Linked DNA regions of Homo sapiens: region 1 is linked to region 2. Evidence: read pairs that join two places in POLR2A ChIA-PET (ENCODE). Cell type or tissue: A673. All regions are shown on one strand. Links, peaks and the distances in the headings refer to the core of each region. The heading gives the core; the rest is flanking DNA.

The links. ChIA-PET counts read pairs that join two places held together with the same protein. Peaks named below come from ENCODE experiments on the same cell type or tissue, not always from the same donor. Only the 100,000 strongest peaks of a DNase experiment are listed, where the experiment ranks them.
Region 1: POLR2A ChIA-PET joins it to region 2 with 6 read pairs; 1 of 35 experiments calls an interaction of 5 or more read pairs at or near these places.

The regions. Positions count from the first base shown.
Region 1 is chr16:25,731,864-25,742,026 of GRCh38, forward strand. The region is part of intron 1 of HS3ST4 (heparan sulfate-glucosamine 3-sulfotransferase 4); the gene reads left to right. Among named protein-coding and RNA genes, the nearest start is that of HS3ST4, 45 kb to the left of the region's middle. In A673, for the core only: a CTCF peak has its summit at 4,007; no DNase peak of the experiment used is centred there; H3K27ac peaks cover 602 bases.
Region 2 is chr16:25,797,839-25,808,001 of GRCh38, forward strand. The region is part of intron 1 of HS3ST4 (heparan sulfate-glucosamine 3-sulfotransferase 4); the gene reads left to right. Among named protein-coding and RNA genes, the nearest start is that of HS3ST4, 110 kb to the left of the region's middle. In A673, for the core only: no CTCF peak of the experiment used is centred there; no DNase peak of the experiment used is centred there; H3K27ac peaks cover 4,180 bases.

The DNA of each region.
Region 1 (10,163 bases), core at 2,702-7,701, 66 kb before region 2:
GAAGACTTGCTTGAGACTAATAGAAAGATTTGCTTTTCTCTCTTTGCTACCCCACAGTGAGCAGACGATTTGTTAGAATCTACTTTGGAAGAACAAACCTTTTCATATTGTTTGCAAAGGAGCAGTTTAATCACATTGCTGTATTTCTGTTTGACCCCTCCTGATCCAAAATTGGGGTAGACACATTGCAAAACCCATAAGGGGTTGACTAGAGATGGTCTGACAATTGCTTTAGTCACAGTAACTGGATCAGGCTGCTGGCTTTCCATAATTGAATTTTAGATCTTTAAAAAATCTAAACCAATATTGTCTAGAACACATATTGTGATTTTTCCCCTTTTCCACTTTCTCTTCTGCCCACCCCTACCCCCCAAACCCTTGGCATCAAATAAGCATTAGTAAAAATTGACAAGTTGGCAGTACTTTTTGGCGGCAGTTTAGACCAGCTACCTTTTTACATTGTAGGAATTACGTTGACACGTGCTTGCAAAAATAAATTGATATTCCCATCTTGACTGGCTCATTTGGTGAGCCACGTTGATATGCCATCTCCGAGGCTGACCTCTGTAGCTCTACCACCAAACAATAAGAAATGCATGATTATTTTCATGCTAACAAGCTCTGTAGAGCAACAAGCTTTTTCTTTTCCAGCTTTTCACAGTGACACCCCGTCACCTTCAGCTGGTGTTCTGGGTGCCACAATGAATGGTCAGAGTCTGTGGAGCTCTTGATACCCTAAAGGAGTATCAAAAAAAAGGAGTATCAAATAAGATGGCTGCAATCATCTTATCATGCAGTCTTGACTGATTTAACAGCAACAACAATCATAAAAAAGCATTCCATAACTTGGATGGAACCAGTTAAATTTCTGGAAGGAGGCAGTATAGCATGGATTATCGGAAGCCCTGTGTCTTCATTGTCGGTTTCTTTCTCCCTGCTACTTCCTAGCTGTGGGACTTCGGACATGTCGCCCAATCGGTCGCAATAGTTCCTCCTTCTTAGTATTGCTGTGCTGATGAGCAAGATGAAACATATCAGGCTTATAGCCCTGTGCCTAGCCCTGCTACACATCAATAAAATGGCAACGTCTGTCTTCATCATTAGTAGTAATAATAAAAACAACACACTCAGGATCTCTCTACCTACCCTGCAGATTTATGGGTTGGAGGTGCCTTCCAAAGAAGACCATCTCTGAGGTCCATCTAATGTAGGGACTTTCTAGAACGTTATACCTAGGCTTTCTCTTCCTCTGGGATGCAGAGAAATGCAGACATGGGAAAATGTATTTTAGAGATTATCAAGATGCAAACACATGCATCTTATTTTGTTTTATGTGCCAAGAAATTGGTGACGTGAGACACGCTTTTTCTATCTTTGGTTATTATTTATCGGAATAATCTTGATTCTTTATTTCCCTGCTGGGCTAACTGGATTTGTTAGTCTCCACTTGTGAGCATCTTGGTGGAGGATAACAGGTTCACTGAAAGTCCTCTGTTTGCTGGTAGGTCCCTGTGCACAAGCCCACACTGGACGTTCCTCTGTATTCAGGTCTGTGGCCACATTCACCTGAGCATCTAGCCCCGTCATGAGGCATCATGTTTTACAAGGTAGTGAGTGAGACTCTGTAAAATGACTCAATTATCTTGGTTCAGAAGGAAGGAACATGAGAGTTTAAACCCAGTACAGGTTGCAGGATTAAAAATCATGGTGCAGAGAAGACCATGGGCTTGAACACAAGGAGGCTGGGATTCTGTCCTGTCCCAAATTTGCTTGGATTCTGTCCTGTCCCCTGCCCTGTCCCAAATTTGCTGTATGAATCTGGGGGGCGGGGGGAAACGCATCACTTGCTATCTCTGGATCTCAACTTTCCTGTCTGAAAAATGGTGTGGAATTAGGGGATATTAGTTAACAGGTGAGTGCAGCAGATGGGGTGTGAGTTAGGCTGGATTCTTTCAGCTCAAAGACACATTGGGTGCCGGACGCAGTGGCTCACGCCTGTAATCTCAACACTTTGGGAGGCAGAAGCAGGCAGATCACGAGGTCAGGAGTTCGAGACCAACCTGACCAATATGATGAAACCCTGTCTCTACTAAAAATACAAAAATTAGTTGGGAGTGGTGGCATGCACCTGTAGTCCCAGCTACTTGGGAGGCTGAGGCAGAAGAATCGCTTGAACCCTGGAGGCAGAGGTTGCAGTGAGCCGAGATTGCGCCATTGCACTCCAGCCTGGGTGACAGAGCGAGACTCCGTCTCAAAAAAACAAAACAAAACAAAACAAAAACACATTGTAGCGACATATACTAGGTGTGCTTCTCTTTTCTGGCTATGTGTGCAATATGGGTTCAGTTTTGCCAGAACATCCATTTTTCAAGAAAAGCCAGAAATCTGAATTTTTATATGAAATTTCCCAACTCTTTACATTGCCACAAGTATGTAAAAATCGCAGAATGTGCCAAACGCATCCATCTGTACAGGTCTTCCAGCTTGGATCTTAAATTTCAGGGGTCCACCTCCTCATATTTCTGGGAAGAGGGCCCAGGCTCCCAGAGAGGCATTGCGTGAATGTGAGTGTGTAGACTTGGGCAGAGCTAGGACCAGCAATTAGTCCTCCTAACTCCCACCTCCAGGGTTGTCTACCATAAATCATTCATCCAATAAATATTTATTGTGGATTTCCGGGCACTCTGTGAGGTGCTGGGGTATGATGGAGCTCAGAAAGATGTAATTCCTCCCTTTTATGGAATTTACAGTGTAGTGGAACATTCTGGCCACAATCATGCAAACAGTCCCAGGCATGTGTGATTTCCCTAGGAAGCTGTCAGCTCATGTAATGAGCTGGGTGATATGAAGATGAGCTGGTGAGTTCAGGTGCCCCTTTGTGTGACACAGATGTATTCCAACAGAAGCCTTTGAGAGAGAAAGAGGGAGTGCTAGAAGCCTAAGGAGTCACCTGATGGTGGGGATTTCAGGATTTATTTTGGGATGCTGGGGCGACCAAAGCCTACACTGGCCCAGGGGAGTTTTCTGGTGCTTCCCACATCATTCCTCCTGGGGACACCTGTGCCAGGCTGTGAGTCAGCTCACCCACCCTGGAATGTTCTCTACAAAGGAGTGTGTTTTGTGGATTCTGAAGCTGACTTTAGTTTAGAAAACTCTTGGTCAAGGAACTGACTCCTTGGGAGCACACTTCAGATGTCTGTGCCTTGAAGGGTTTGACAACCAGCCCCTTGCTCTCTAACAGAAAATACTGCCTTCAACCCTTGGGTAAGAGGCCAACATGTCTACCTGCCTGAATGTGTAGGCAGTGAGCACTGTAAGATATAGTAGTACACAGTGTCATGTAAGTCAGGACTCTGACATCATGCTTCCCCTTGCAATAATTTATATGTTCAGCTAACTAAAAATTCTAGCATCATCCAGAAGCTTCAGGCAAAACTGGATCCAGAGACTCAAATCATCAGGGATCTGTCTCTTTCCAATTCTTTGCTCTGCTCTGTGTTGACTCTGTTCTCATGTGTACTTTTTCTTTTTTTTTTTTATTTGAGATGGGGATCTTTATTTGTCACCCAGGCTAGAGTGCAGTGGTGCAATCATGGCTTACTGCAGCCTTGAACTCCTGGGCTTAAGCAACCCTCCACTCTCAGCCTCCTGAGTAGCTGGGACTGCAGGTGTGCACTACCACAACGGGCCCATTTTAAAAGTTGTTTTGTAGAGATGGGGTTTCACTGTGTTGCCCAGTCTGGTCTCGAACTCTTGGTCTCAAGCAGTCCTCCTGCCGTGGCCTCCCTAAGTGCTGGGGATTACGGGTATGAGCCACCATGCCCAGCCCAGGTATACTTTTAAATGGCTCAGCCACAGCAGAGGAAAGGGAATGCTGCTTTCCAAACAGTTTCAGCAAAAGTTTTAAGGCTGACTTTCACTGGCCCAGATTCAGTTACATACTCATCCCTGAGCCTACCACTGTGAGCCTAATGACATAGACCTGGAGCTAGGGGGTGGCATCAGCCTGCCTCAGACAATGCAGAACTGGAGGAGGAAGAGCTGTCCCCTAAAGGAAAATTGAGGCACTAATTACCAGAAGACAGAAGAAAAAAGATATGCAGAGAGGGTCTGGGGGATCAAATTCTTTGTTTATTATCTTGTAACAGTTGTAATTTACTTGATCACCAAGTTCTACCTAACTTTGCAATACTTCTCAAGAATCCCACTCTGTCAGTGCATCTGTCCTAGGCTAGGTTTTCATCTCCTCATACCACAGATTTGCTTCAAAACAGGGCTTCCCACGTTGTCTGAGCAGAGGTCAAAGGATATTTTTCCAGGGAATAGTGGGGAAGTTAATTGGAATGGCATTCATAACGACGTTGGAAGAACATGTTTTTGAGGCTATGACCACCCTTTGTCATCATGTCTCTGCAGTGTGGCTTTGGCCTTTACCTACTGGATGTGGTTCATTTGAAGCGAGAAAACAAACCTTGCCATATGAAGTCACTTATTAACATCTGTGAGGTGGAGTTTATAATATGGATTTTGAGAGTGTGACTGTGAAGATTACGTGCTATATGGCACATATAAAATTCTTGGCACTCACTGGATGCTCTGTAAATGTTCTCAGATTTCCTCGAATCTGTAAGATGCACTCTTATTCATGTGATCCCTAAGAATAAAACATTGCTAATTAAAGCATGACAATACATTTACATTTAGAGCTTTAACATTTTATTTTCATGGAAAGAACATCCTTATACTAAGACATTTATCTTCTATCACTCTTGTGTATTCAATTATCAGAAAAAATAAATTGGTTCCAGTATTCCAAAGATTTCCTATTCAAAGTCTGATCCTTCTAAATCACCTCCAGTTCCCAGTGTCCTCCTCCCCTCCCCATACTATCATTCATTGTTCCATCAAATCTCTTGCAGAGTTTCTAAAGAGTGTTGGGTTATTGTCCCTAGGATTTTCTTCCATGATGCTGCTGGTTTTTCTTTTCTTTTTATTTTTTTTTGGGGATGGAGTCTCACACTGTCGCCCAGGCTGGAGTGCAGTGGCGTGATCTCGGCTCACTGCAACCTCCACTTCCTGGGTTCAAGGGATTCTTCTGCTTTAGCCTCCCGAGTAGCTGGGAGTACAGGCACCTGCCATCATGCTTGGCTAATTTTTGTATTTTTGTAGAGATGGGTTTTTTTTTTAACTTTTATTTTAGATTTGGGGGTACATATGCAGGTTTGTTATATAGGTAAGCTCATAACAGATTGGATAAAGAAAATGCGGTGCATGTGCACCATTGAATACTACACAGCCATAAAAAAGTACGAGATCATGTCCTTCATGGGAACATGGGTGGAGGTGGATGCTGCTGGTTACGATGCACATTTTGATGTGCATGCTCAGGCGATGACCGTATGTCATGACTACACTTGGCCAGTGGTGATACTTGTGAGACATGTTCTGGTTTGATGTAGATTAAAATGTGAATAAAAGTATATGTTTTAAGTGACCCCCCCCACACACAAACACACACACACACACTCAGTGGAATACTATTCAGCCATAAAAAGAATGCAAGCATATCTTTTACAGCAATGTGAGTAAAATTGGAGGCCATGATTTTAAGTGAAACATCTCGTAAACAGAAAGTCAAATACTGCATTTTCTCACTTATAAGTGGGAGCTAAGTAATATGTGCACATAGACATAGAGAGTGTAATGATAAATATTGGAGGCTTCGAAGGGTAGGAGAGTGGGAGGGGGGTGAGATATTACTTACTGGGTACAATGTACATTACTTGAGTAATGGTTACACCAAAAGCCCAGAAGTCACCACTATGCAATATATTCATGTAACACAACTGTACTTGTACCCCTTACAAGTATACAAATAAAGAAACAATGTATACATTTTAGGATAATGAAACAAGGCAATTTGCCCACCTCCCTCTCCCTTCTCCCATCTTTGCTAATAGCAGCATCTGGGCAGCAAAACTTCATGTAATTGTGTCCCATTTCCTGATATTGTGAGGAAACCATGTAGATACCTGTAGCTTCTTTTTTTTTTTTTTTTTTTGGTGGAGTCTCACTTTGTTGCCCAGGCTGGTGTGCAGTGGAGCAATCTCGGCTCACTGCAACCTCCGCCTCCTGGGTTCAAGCAATTCTCCTGCCTCAGCCTCCCAAGTACCTGGGATTACAGGCACGTGCCACCACGCCCAGCTAGTATTTTGTATTTTTAGTAGAGATGGGGTTTCACCGTGTTAGCCAGGATGGTCTCGATTTCCTGACCTCATGATCTACCCTCCTCGGCCTGCCCAAATGCTGGGATTACAGGCGTGACCTACCACGCCCAGCCGATACCTGTAGCTTCTATGCCTTGCTCATCCTCTGTCTCCTACGGGAAGTTTTCCTAGGCTGATGGTGTGGAGACCTAGTAAACCACAGCTAAGCATTTATGACTATCAGCGCAGCTCTTACCTCTTTCCCCATCACTCCTTACATGCCAGGCACCCTGGCCTTCTCTCTCTTCTTTGAATAGTCCAATCTTGTTTCTAACTGAGGGCCTTCATCCTAGTTCTCCCTTTTGATCAGTGGTTCTCGAACAGGGAGTTATTGCCTGTCCTTTTGGGAAGTGGGCAGGGACATTTTTGGCTGCTCTAGTGCCAAGAGAAGGGACCCTACAGATGTTAGGTGGGTGGGGTGGGGTGTCAGGAGTTGCTGAATGTCCCACAATGCTCAGGACAGACCCACACAAGAAAAGCAATCCTACTTCAAGTGACAGTAGCATCCCTTTGAGGAAACCTGCCCCTCAATGCCTGTTTCCCTTAGTTTTTCCTGGCTTTCTCCCTGGTCACTTATTCACCGTGTGGATGACGTCTGCTGTAAGTGTCAGAGCACAGCCTACATTGTTAGGCTTCTCCCTCCAGCTCACCTCCCTCCAGCTTGTCTGTGTGTCTGTTTTTGTCCCAGAACCATACTCTCTGATTACTGTAGCTTTGTAATATAACTTGAAGCAAGGAAGTATGATGCTTCCAGCTTTGTTCTTGCTCAAGATTGACTTGGCTATTCAGGGTCTTTTGTAATTTCTTATAATATCTGTTGCTCCATGTAGTTTAATACCCTTCATAGCACTTGCCACTGCCTAGTATTATCTTTACTGCTCTATATTCAGCCCCCAGAACAGAACCTTGCACTTTATAAATACTTGTTGAGGTTGGGCGCAGTGGCTCATGCGTGTAATCCCAGCACTTTGGGAGGCTGAGGCGGGCAGATCATCTGAGGTCAGGAGTTCAAGACAAGCCTGGCCAACATGGAGAAACCCCATCTCAACTAAAAATACAAAAATTAGCTAGGCGTGGTGGCGGGCACCTGTAATCCCAGCTACTCGGGAGGTTGAGGCAGGAGAATTGCTTGAGCCTGGGAGGCGGAGGTTTCAGTGAGCCAAGTTCACGCCACTGGACTCCAGCCTGGGCAACAAAGTGAAACTCTGTCTCAAAAAACACACAAACAAAAGCAAACAAATAAACGAACAAAAAAAACTTGCTGAGTGAATGAATGAAGGCTTAGAATTGTCTGCCAATTGCCCTAAGCCTCTGGTTACATGGCAGTTTCTATCTGCCTACTTTTGCTGTCTCCTTTTCTGTGCATGACATGCTTAAAAACAAACAAACAAACAAACAAAAAACTCGAAAGACTCACCAATGGTTAGCTGGCTGTCATCATGACTATATGCCACTCCTGTTTCATTTTTCTGAGGAGCGATGACACTGTTCATCAGAGTCAAAGTGAATTGGATGGGTGATGTCTTAAGCTGATTGTTTCCTGAAAAGTGCTTCACAGAGCAGGACTCCCTGGATGTCTCTGTCTGTTGGGATGGTAGTACATGGGAAAGATGATGATGTTGGTTATTGAAAGATGTCCTTTCCACTTAAGCTTTCTTTGAGATTCCAAGTTTGGGTTTTCAGATCTTTTTCTTATAAGTGAAAAATGCCATTCTGAATTTGACATCTTCCTGTGGTTGAAGTGACTAAAGAAACAGCATCTGTTGAAGGCTTTTTCTTTTTACAGAAAGGTAGAGATGAGACCTGGGTGAGACTCTTTACCCAGTGCTCAGTGTTCCTTCCAAGACAAGGACCTATTTCTGCCTGTTTCTTTTTCTTCCTTTTTTTCTTTCTTTCCTTATTTTTTTAGCCCCCAAGGATTCTGACTTGGTATGCCTGGGGTGGCCTGAGAATCTGTAGTTGGATGATCGTCATCTGCATCCAGGATTTGAAAAGCACTGAGCTGAGAGAGCTGAGAGCCTACTGCATCGTTCTAGGATTGGGGTCATGAGGCACTGGACTACCGTCGTGGCAATGGCAGTAGAAAGGACTGTTTGCATTTGAATGACATCTTAAAGAAACAGAGAAATTGATGATAGGTTGACTAGAGGGGATTTAAAGGGAGAAAAAAGTCAAAAATTACTTCCAAGTTTCTACTCTGACAGAAAAAAAGATAGTTTGAGATAAATTGTGGCACCATTGAGTTTGAGTAGATGTCTGCCTGTTTCGTTAGTATAAATATTTGCCTGCTCCAAATAGGTCCAGTTTCTTGGATGCACTGAGCCCCAAAGATCCTAGTTTCTAAGTGACTCCTTTAACAGAAGGTGAATTAACTTGATCCAGGTGAGACGAGTAGAAGGACAGCAATGAATAACAACCCGGTATTCTGGTTGTAGCTTCCTTCTTGCTGGGGGAATCATTTAGATTTTGTGGTGGCTAATTTAAACCATGTAAAATAAAAGGATCATTAAAAGAATGATCACTTCTTTATGGTAACCACTTTCTGTGCCTTTGTCTCACCAATCCCAACAACCTGTGAGGACAGTGTTATCACAATCCCTGATACTCATAAGGAAACTGAGGCTCAGCGAGATGGAGTCACTTGCCCAGGGTCACACAGTGCCAGAACCAGGGGTTCACATATCCTTTGCCCCTCAAAACTCACATTCCTAATTACTAAGTGGATGGAGTTCCCCTAATTATTTACTTTTTAATCTTATTTGCTAAGATCCATGGAAAAAAGGAGTGTGTGAGTAAATACAGTTGAAAGACATAGTGAAATTTCTCATTACTGGGCCTAGCATAGATTTTTAGTTTCTGTCTAGCGTCTGCTACTATTACATTTTTGATTATACTACATAAAGTGTGTGTCTGTGTGTGTGTGTCTGTATGTACTTTACTTTTGCAAAAAATGTTTGAAGGGATTTCTTTTTTTGAATTACTTGTCTTATTTCCTTCCCATGCAGGACTTTAACAAATCTTGAAACATGTATTGTACGCAGACTTTTTTTGTGTCCTATTTTACATTTGAAAATCTGAGATGGATCATAAATTGCTTTTTTATTGCTTTAAATGATGTACTCCTCAGTCTTTTTTGTTTTGTTTTGTTTTTGCATAAAGAAATGCATTTACCTTGCCAAAATTTCATTTTAAGTACCAGCACTGCATTTCTTAAAGGATGAGTTTGAATTCAAGGTAAAAAAAAAAAAAAAAAAAAAAAAAGGCGGGGGGAGGAGGGGAGGCAATGGGGCCAGATTTTAGGATTATACATAACTGTACAAAGTACTTTGAGGGTCCTGCTTCTTGTTGAACTTGGTTGAACTTCAGATTCAATTCATTTGCTTTAAAAAAGAGGGGCTATTGTATCATCTATGAGATGATAATAATGAATACTTTGGAGCTTATAAAACCCTTTTGTCTGCAGTATTTCATTTAATTGATTCAAATAATTTCAATGAGGTTTGTTTCTGTTGTTAACATACCCGGCCCTGTGCTAGTTTCTGCCCCATGGAGGAGACCACATATGTTGCTCTTGAGTTTATGCTGTAATAAAAAGGCATGGAGGTGTGCAGGAATCCATGCTGTGATAGAGGTCTCTCTGACACTATTATCACAATCCCTTATACCAGTAAGGACACCAAGGCTCAGAGGGATGGAGTCACTTGCCCAAGGCCACACAGTGCCAGAACCAGGGACTCACATGTTCTCTGGCCCTCCAAACCCACATTCTTAATTGCTAAGTGGATAGGGCTCCCCTGTTATTTACTTTTTAATCTTTTTGCTAAGATCTATGGTTAAAAAAAAGAGTATGTGAGTAAATACAGTTGAAAGACATAGTGAGTGTTTCTCATTACTGGG
Region 2 (10,163 bases), core at 3,114-8,113:
GAGCCCTCAAGGATGCTGGCTAGAACAGGCATTTTCTGTTTCATCATCTTTTGGCTGTGTGTGAAGGCTGGCTTCATTCTCCACTGGTCAAGCTCTTCATTGCTTTTCATACCCTGTTATCACATGCATGGCAGAGGCCATATGACAGGCTGGAAGAGGAGATTTTTGATGTAAGTATGTGTTGAGTGTGGGGTAGAAGGAGGGCTTGAGGAAATCAGTCTGTCAGTCTACTCCAGAGAGGGACCAGTGAGTTAAGTCATCATATCTCAAAGGGAGTAAAAAACTCCCTCACTTCCAAGGAGAAAGATGCACTCAGGCCAACTTCTCTATCTCTAAGAGTGCAGAGAATTGCCGCAGAGCTTCTAGAAGGAAGTGATTCCTGGTGTTAGGTGGGTCTTGAGTATGAAAGCCAGGATACAGTAGTGTATCAGTCAGTTTAGGCTAAGATATGCTGCAGTAACAAATCAGCCCCAAATCTCTGGCTTACAACCACAAAAGTTCATTTCTCACTCACATTTCATGTTTATGTTGGGTCAGCTGTACTTATCCTACAAAACTTATTTATTCTTGGATTCAGGCTAATAGAGCTCCCCTCATCTGGGATGTTAATGATTTTATGACAGAAAAGAGAGCATAGCTGAATATGGCAATCATACAATGACTCTTAAAGCTTCCAATTAGAAATGTGTACTTGCAAGTTTCATTTTTATTTCATTGGCTAAAGAAAGCCACATGGACCATTCTGATGCTAATGGGGTGGTGGAAAACAGTCCCTCCACAGTGAATATTTTGAACAATAATAAAATCTAGCACAAGGACAAGTTCATCCACAAGGAAAGGGATAGGATGCCCTAGGGTAGTAAGGCAGGAGAAAAATCGGAATTTTAAGCACTGGCAGTTGGGAGCATTAAATCATGTGGGGCTTCACGGCACCCTCATTCTTTAGATGCTTGTCTCTAATCCTCCCCTGGAGCCTGTAGTCCCAGTATGACATATTCCCATCTAAAGACCTTGATTCATCAGACATGCCCGTCTGCCTGTTCCAGCCATGAGTTTGTCCTTCCAGCACCTCCCTGGACATTGGGTTACCATTGTTGGCAGTGAAGCATAGACGTTACATGTTCTCTCTAATGGGCAAATAAAGACTTCCTTAATGGATCCAAGTCCAGTTTTCTTGTTGGTATATAAGCAGCAAGAATGGCTGTGCTACTTGAATACCCCGGTTGTCAAAGTCTCTTCAGTGAGGAAAAGGCGCTTGTTCATTTTCATTAACAGACTGGAAGTTTGAGCTAAAATTTTTCTGAGCCTTCACGTGTTTATTTTTTGGTTGACAGCTGCAGTCTGGAAGTGGATGGAGGTGTTGTAAGTGATTTCCATGCCACCCACATTCAAATTCCCATTGTTACCTTGAAGTACCATGTTTTTTCAAAACTCTATGCCTTTCAAAGGTTCTTTCTCTGCTGGTTGGATTTTGTAGAGCTTGTCCTCTTAGTGAGTTCTTATTCATTTTTATTAATAGAACAAAAAGTCCCCAATTAAATATTTATCACATTGCCCAAGTAATATATAATCTTCAGAGATAAGAGAAATTACAGACATAAATGAAAACAAAATTTAAATTACCTTTAATTTTATGACCCAGTTGTTAATGTTTCAGTGTCTAACCTTTCAGCCTTTTCTCTGTGAACCATCATCAACAATTTAAATGATATCATATTATACCTGCTGCTCTCAGCACAGTTATTACCAATGTGAACTCTGGAGACATAGACATGGGATCACAAGCTGGCCTCACTACTCACTACTTTGGTGGTCTTGGGCATATGATTGAGACTCTCACATGTTTCCTCATCTGTAAAATGGTAATTTCACTTTTCTACATGGTTGTTAGGGCTAAGTGAATTATTTTTTATAAAGTTCTTAGAATTCTGCCTGCCGTGTATTAAGTGCTTAATGTTGATAGTTCTGTCTGTCTGTCTATCTATCTATGTATCTACCCATCTATCTATCTATCCATTTTTTTAGAAATGGGTATCTCACTATGTTGGTCAGGCTAGAGTGCATGGCTATTCAGAAGCATGGTCATAGCACAGCCTTGAACCTCTGGGCTCAAGTGATCCTTCCGCATAGCTGGAATTCCATGTGTGCACCACTACACATGATCTGACAGCTATATTTTTGTTTCTCTCCCTCTCCTTCCTTCCTTCCTTCCTTCTTGCCTTCCTGCCTTCCTTCCTTCCTTCCTTCCTTCCTGCCTTCCTTCCTTCCTGCCTTCCTGCCTTCCTGCCTTCCTCTGAGTGTCCCCTAGATCATTGACTCCATTGGTTTTATTATTTTTCTTAATGCTGTTTATTTGATAAGTAGAAATAGTTGTCAAATTTTAATGTAAGTTTCTTTTAACCTTAGTTGAATAGAATGTTTGAAACCTACCATTATTGAGCAATTTTGGCCTATTTATGGGAGTGGAATCACCCACTTAAATATCTTGTCTATTTTTCTGTTAGCTGGTAACACTTTTCTTCTTTCCCTTTTTCTTTTTCTCTGTCTCTTTTTCTCTCCCCCTCTCTCTTTTTCTCTCTCCCTTCCCCCTACTTTCTCTCCCACCTCTTTCTCTCTCTGATGGAAATATATCTACTTTTTTCTTTGTTATTAACTTCAAATACAATACATGGCAGTTGGAATACAGAAGTATATAAAGCAGAAAATGAGTTTTCCTCTGAAACGCTACCCTAAGACCATGATTATAAACAATTTAGTGTCTTTTTTTTAAGATTTGGCAGTGGTTCTCAGAGTTAGTGTGCATGAGAATCTCTTAGATGATGCTGTTGTCTAAATGGGTTCCTCTAAAATTCATATGTTGAAACTTGATCTTCAGTGTGATCATGTGAAGAGGTGGGGCCTTTAGGAGGTGATTAAGTGATGAGGGCAGAGCCCTCATGAATGGTATTAGTGACCTTATAGGAGGGGTGCAAAGTTGCTGATTGCCTCTTCTGCCTTTTGAGGATGGAGCAAGAAATACTGTCCTCAAAGCAGAAAATGAGCCCTCACCAGACATTGAATTTGCTGGCACCTTGATCTTGGACTTCCCAGCTTTCAGAACTGCAAAAAATACCTTTCTATTATTTATAAATCACCCAATCCAAGGTATTTTGTTACAGCCGCGTGAACAGACTAAGACAGATGGCTTGTGAAAACAGATTGCTAGGTCCTATAATGAAGTTTATGATTCAGTAGGGTTGGGGTGAGGCCTGAAAATTTGCATTTCTGACAAGCTCCCAGGTAATGTTGATGCCGCTGGTCTGGGGGATTCATTTGGAGGACCACTGTTATATACGCACACAGACAGGATACTCATGCTGCCTGGTAACTTTGGCATCTTTTGCTTAATTTATCGTGGGTAGTATTTCATGAAGTTCTGACCTATGCTGGTATGCAACATAGTGCATGACATTCCATTGTGTTGGTGTACCCTAATTTATTATCATAGATGTGTAAGTTGCTTGCAGTTTTTAATATTATTATGATAGCAGTGCATCAAAACATTCTTGCTCCTGTATGTCTGTGTACTTGTGCAAGTCTTTCTGTGAGGCAGCTTCTTAGAAGTGGAATTTCTGGTAAACATGCATTGACAAATACAATTTGGACACATTTTAATGTTCTCTAGAAAGATTGGACTAAAATAACTACTTGCTGTTTGCTGGGTGTTAAGAGTTCCTGTTTTCTCATACCCTGGAGGAAGATAAGGTCTGGTGAGACTTTGCCAGTTAGTGAGGAGATGAATTATGTTTCACTTTTATTTAGTTTAATTCTTTTGGTATCTGTGATGTTACACATTTTAAATGCTTACTCGCCCTTAACGTTTTTCTTTGGGACATCGTCTTTGTCCATTTTTCATTCTAATCGTTTTATAAAGGCTATTTATTTAATCATAAATATTCAGCCTCTTACAATATAGGTTACAAATATTTTTACAACCTATCATATAATTTTGTTGCTTTTTTTGATGTAGACAAAAATTTAATTTCCTTTATATTTTATGTATATATTTTTGTTTCTTCATACTCTCCTCTTGGATTTTATACTTAAATAAATGTTTTGCAATCTGATCGTGTTCATTTATTCACTTACGCAAATATTTTCTTTTTTTTTTTTTGCTTAGCTAATATGTATTAGAAGGCATCCTAGACACTGGGGACGAGCAGTTAAAAATTCTGTCTTCATGGATCTTACACTCTAATGTGAAGGGACAGACAGCAAACAACATGAGACAGACAGCAAATAACATATTAAAAATTGATATGATATTTTAGAAGCTGATGAGTGCTGTGGAGAAAAACAAACAGGGAAGGATGCTAGGAATGTTTATTTAGATTTAACTCTGTAAACAGAATTTTATAAATTTTTCAACTTTAGAATTTTTATTCATTTACGTATTACATTGGTGAAAGAACTGAGGTGCAGTTCAAACCTTTTATCTAAATTTGTTTATTGAATGTTATTCTTTTCCTACATATCTGAAATATCCATTTCTGGGCTCACTAAATGCTTATATATTGGGGTCTGTTTTCTTTCCTTTTTATTATATTCTGTTGATCTACCTCTGTTATGGTTTCAGTATACAGCGGCAAATACAACAATTTTTTACTGTTCCCTTCTGTTATAGTTTATTCTTTAATACTGCAGTCTCTCCTTCCTTGTCATTCTTTTTCAATATATTTTGGGCTATTTTGATCTGCTTATACTTGCAGATTAATTTTGGAATCATGTTGTCAAGTTCTGAATGAAATCACTGTAGAATTTTATTTAATAATATTACATTTGTAGATTACTGTTTAAGGACTTAAAATCAATACAGTATTGAGTTGTCCCATCTAGGGACATGGCTTGTTTAGCAATGTATTCGTTATGTTTATATCCTCCATCAAAATGTTGTAAATCGTTTCCATCTGGGTTGCGTGTATTTTTTTCTCTGAAGTTATTTCAAGGTGTCTTACACTTTTGTTGCTAGTGTGAATGTGATAATTACGTATTATATTTTTAGTTGGATATTATTGCCTTATAAGGAAGGTAGTAGCTTTTAAGTTATATATGTGTGTGTGTGTGTGTGTGTGTGTGTGTGTGTGTGTATATATTTCTTTCTCTGTTTCTTTTCTCATATATATAGTTTTATATACATATATATTTCTCTTTCTCTGCCTCTCTTCTCATCTATATAGTTTTATGTATATGTATTTCTCTTTTTCTGTCTCTTTTCTCACATATATATATATGTAGAGAGAGAGAGTGCCTGTACACACTATTGAATGATTGTAATTGTAATAAGTTTGCAGTGGCCTCTCTTGGATTTCTGAGTGTTGTTGTGTGATCCACAAATAACGATACATCTGTCTCTTCCTTCTCAATATTTGTATGGTATTACTTCATCTTGTGTTTTCACATTCCCTATAATTTCCGGAATGATGTTAAATAAAAACTGAGACAATTTTCTTTTCTTGCTCTTGACTTTAGTGAGAATTCCTCCCTGTCTCATCATTCATAAACATGGTGGAGCAGACATTTCTTGAGCACTTGTTCTTTTCTTTGTTGTTCGTTGATCTGAGCACTGGAGCCAGGAGAATAGAAGATGTAATGTTTTCAGCACTCACCTCTCATGATGCTTTGGTGTTTTTGTGACTTGTCTTCCCCCAAAATGAAGTTTTTTCCCAAATTATTATTTTTAAATTCATGCCTTATTTTACTGAGTTTTTCTTGTAGACTTTTTAGTTTTTCATGAGAAGTAAATGAAGACTTCCTATCTTTGGTTCTCTTTGTGTCAGAGAATTTTTTTCTGACTTTCATAAAGGAGTTTCCACTTGTTCAAATATTAAATTCCTGGGTTACAACTGTTTTTCATCAAAAGGACATGCTTTGTTTCATTGTTTCTGACATCCATTGCAGCAGAGATGCAGGAGATAGGGACCAGTTCAGTCTCTGCTTCTTGGTTTGTGATCAGCACCCCTGTTCCTTGGTAGAACTAAAAATCACAATGTGTGTCTAGAAGTGCTTTATTTTCCCTTTCTTAGGTAATCAGTGAGTCCTTTCATTTTTCATATTTTGGTTCCCCCTCCCCCTCTCCTTCCCTCTCCTCCTCACCTCCAGAGTCCAGTAGCCTCTGGGTATAAATTCTGGGTGTAAATTCCAACTCTGTCCCCTGAGGTTATCACAGACTTGAAAACTCTGAGTAGGTTACTACCTTTTCTAGCCCTCAGTTTCATCATCTTTAGAATTAGTATAAAATGATATCTTCCTCATAGATAAGACGTGAGAATTCGATGTGATAGTGCTAGGTGTAGTCATGTTAATATGAATATATTTTATATTTCAGGATTTCTAGTTTGTAATTTCTAGGAGCATTATCAACATATCATCTATAGAAACCACGATAACAGCAATTTCTAAATAATTTTAACCTTTTTCATTTTTCTTCTGCATCCAGAAAGAGCTCTGCAAATTTGTTTTGCTCAACGAGGTGATGAAATTTCCCGTATTGTCAATTCAGCTCTTCACCACCTTTAATGTTTTAATCCCATAAGTCATTCTTCGTTTCCTTGAATTAATTCCTTAACTCCATCAGGTTTCCCTTTCCCCATTCAGCAAATTGCCTCATTATTTCTTCTTATTTTACAAAGTCTGTGTTTTCTATGATTTCCTTGAGAGTGGAAAGCAGATGGTATCTAAAATTTCCTGAGCAATTCTGCTTGAAAATATGATCCTCCTCTGCTTGTTGTATGTTATGTTTAAATCCTTTTTCAAAGTTACAAGTTCTTTTCCTAGGCCTCTTGTGGTGATGGAGGTGGTGTTTGTTCTTTAAATTTATCCTTGGATGTCATATACTAGCTTGTTATTTGCCCCCCAAAACCGCACAACATTTTTTTCTAGGGTTTTATCCTGTCCTCCCTTAGGCCATTGGGAGCCTTATCTCAGACCTTGTAAGACTATTGTATGATGAAACGAGATAATGTGTTTAAAGGGCTTAACCCATTGGCTAACACTTAATATTAACACTTAATAATTGCTTAGTTACTATTATTGTCTATTACTGTTATTACAGTATTTTCTCAAGCTGAAGAGGAGGTTGATCTAGGTTGGCATCAGCAGGTCAAGGGTACCCCAACCTCAGGTGGGGTACACAGGGGCTTGGGACCAAAGCAGTTCCATCATCTTCTCCTCCAAGTGTGTTAAGACCCCAGAGCTTGTGTCTGTTTGGTTGATTGCTTGGATGAGTGGTGTCAACCTAAAAAATTTTCAGAGGAAAATATCTCCTAATATGATAAATTTATTCACCAGTAAAAAAGGATTATAATCCCAGATGCACGGCTGTAGCAAGCCACAGATACACTTGAGGAGGGGAGGACAAAGGGAAGCTTTTATTGGCAAAAGGAGAAGTTCACATAAGCTGCTTAGAAACAGAATTCATTGATTTTGGAGACTGAAAGCCATAGCTGGCATCAGTTCATTGGTGGAGATGCCGTTACTGGGCAGGTATTCTTTCGAAGGCATCTTATCTGAATTACTGCAGTCCTAAAGAAGGAATTTCTTGTGGGATTATATTAGAAAGTCCTTGAGACAGTCTTTATCTCAGACATGCGAACATGAGCTCTCCCACTTCATGATTTCCCGCCTCTAATTTGATTGGTTCTGACAAAAAGTGATTTCACCCTGGTATCGGCAACTTTCACGGTGGGATGACTGAATCAGTCCTCTTCCTTGATGTGCTGGCTACTGAGCTGGGCTGTGCCTGACCCCGGACTCCTATCTTTGTGTCTCTAAGAAGATCCTTATGGGATTCTGTTCAATTTGCCTCAAATTACTTCTTTTTAAAAATTTTTTATTTTAATTTTAAGTTCTGGGGTACATGTGCAGGGTGTGCAGGTTTGTTACACAGGTAAACGTGTGCCATGGTGGTTTGCTGCACCTATCAACCGAAGACCTAGGTCCAGCTTGCATTAGCTATTTTTCCTAATGCTCCCTCCCCTCAGGACCCCACTCCCCGACGGGCCCCATTGTGTGTTTTTCCCCTTTCTGTGTCCATGTGTTCTCATTGTTCAGCTCCCACTTATAAGTGAGAACATAACAGTGTTTGGTTTTCTGTTCCTGCGTTAGTTTGCTGAGGATAATGGCTTCCAGCTCCATCCATGTCCCTGCATAGGACATTATTTCATTCCTTTTTATGGCTACATAGTATTTCATGGTGTATGTGTACCATGTTTTCTTTATCTAGTCTGTTATTGATGGGCATTTGGATTGATTCCATGTCTTTGCTATTGTGAATAGTGTGCCCATGGTAATTTACTTCCAAATACTTACCTCTGCAGTGCACATTGCCTACATCTCTCAGAGTATTGGTAAGTAGATGGCACTCTTTTGTTAATTCAGCACAGGCACAAAGGTTTGCCATTTTGATTTTTCTCTGGTCAATTCATCTGTGTATGTGAGTGCAAGCGTGTGTGTGTGTGTATGTGTCTACGTGGGGGCAGGACATTAGTCCAATCCTCGTGCCTCCATTTTCCTCAAGTCCCCTACTCATGAAGTGCCAGCTCAGTGGCCATTCCCCATGCTCTCCCAGACAGTCCAGGGAGAAGTGGGAGTTACATCCACCAAATCCCTGTGCCAACCGTGTGCACTTGTACTGTGATAGTGAACACAATCCATTTTATATTTATTTAAAGTGTTTGTCTTCTCCAGCTGCTATCATATTTTCTAGTGTGGAGTCTTCTTTTGCTCATTTTTTTTAATTGAACTTTTTATTTTGAAATAGTTGCAAGTTCACATACAGTGGTAAGAAATAATGTGGAGAGATAGCATACATTCCTCATGCAGTTTTTCCCTAATGGTAACATATTGCACAACTATAGCTTAATGTCAAAATCAGGATATTGGCATAGATAAAATCCACCAATTTTATTGAGATGTTTCCAGTTGTACTTGTACTCATTTGTGTGTGTGTTCATATGCATGCATATGTGTGCATATGGGTGCGTGTGTGTGCATGAATATTTAGTTCTGTGCAGTTTTCTCACATGCATAGGTTCATGAATCCATCACCACGGTCAAGACACAAAACTTTCCATTACCACAGGGACCCCTTTTGTTGCCTTTTTTGTTTTGTTTTGAGAGGGAGTTTCACTCTTGTTGCTCAGGCTGGAGTGCAATGGTGCAGTCTCGACTCATTGCAACCTCGACTTCCCAGGTACAAGCAATTCTCCTGCCCCAGCCTCCTGAGTAGCTGGGATTACAGGCGCCTGCTACCATGCCTGGCTAATTTTTTATATTTTTAGTAGAGACGGAGTTTCGCCATGTTGACTGGGCTGGTCTCGAACTCCTGACCTCAGGTGATCCACCCACCTTGGCCTTCCAAAGTGCTGGGATTACAGGCGTGAGCCACCACGCCCGGCCTCTGGTTGCCTTTTTATAGCCACACCCCTTCTTCCCCAACACTCTCCACCTCAGTCTAATCCCTGGCAACTATGAATCTATTTTCAATTTCTATAATTTTGCCATTGCAAAAACATTATGTAAATGGTACCATAAGATATGAAACCTCTGGACTCTGACTTTTTTTTATTCAACATGATTCCCTGGTGATACATTCAAGTTGTTGTATGTATCAGCAGTTACTTCTTTTTATTACTAAGTGGTATTCCATAATATTGATGTAGCCCAATTTGTTTAAACATTCATCTGTTGAAAGACTTCTGAGCTGTTTCCAGCTGTATTAGAAATAAGGCTGCTGTGAAACTTTATTTACAATTTTTTAGGTAAACATAAATTTCTATGTTTTTTCTAGAATAAATGCCCAAGAGCGCAGTTGGTGGGTTTCCATGTTTAGTTTTCTAAGAAAATGTCAAACATTTCCAGAATGGTGGTACCATTTTACATTTCCGCTAGCAATGTCTGAGTGATCCAGGTTCTCTGCAGTCTTGCCAGTATTGGAGTTGTCATTATTTTTAATATTAACCATTTAAATAGGTGAGTAGTGGTATCTCATTGTGATTTTAATTTGCATTTTTCTAATGGCTAATGCGGTTGAACATCTCGTCATGTGCTTATTTTCCATTTTCTTTGGTGTGTTCATGTCTTGCGTATATTTTCTATTTGGATTGTTTGATTTTTAATATTGAGTT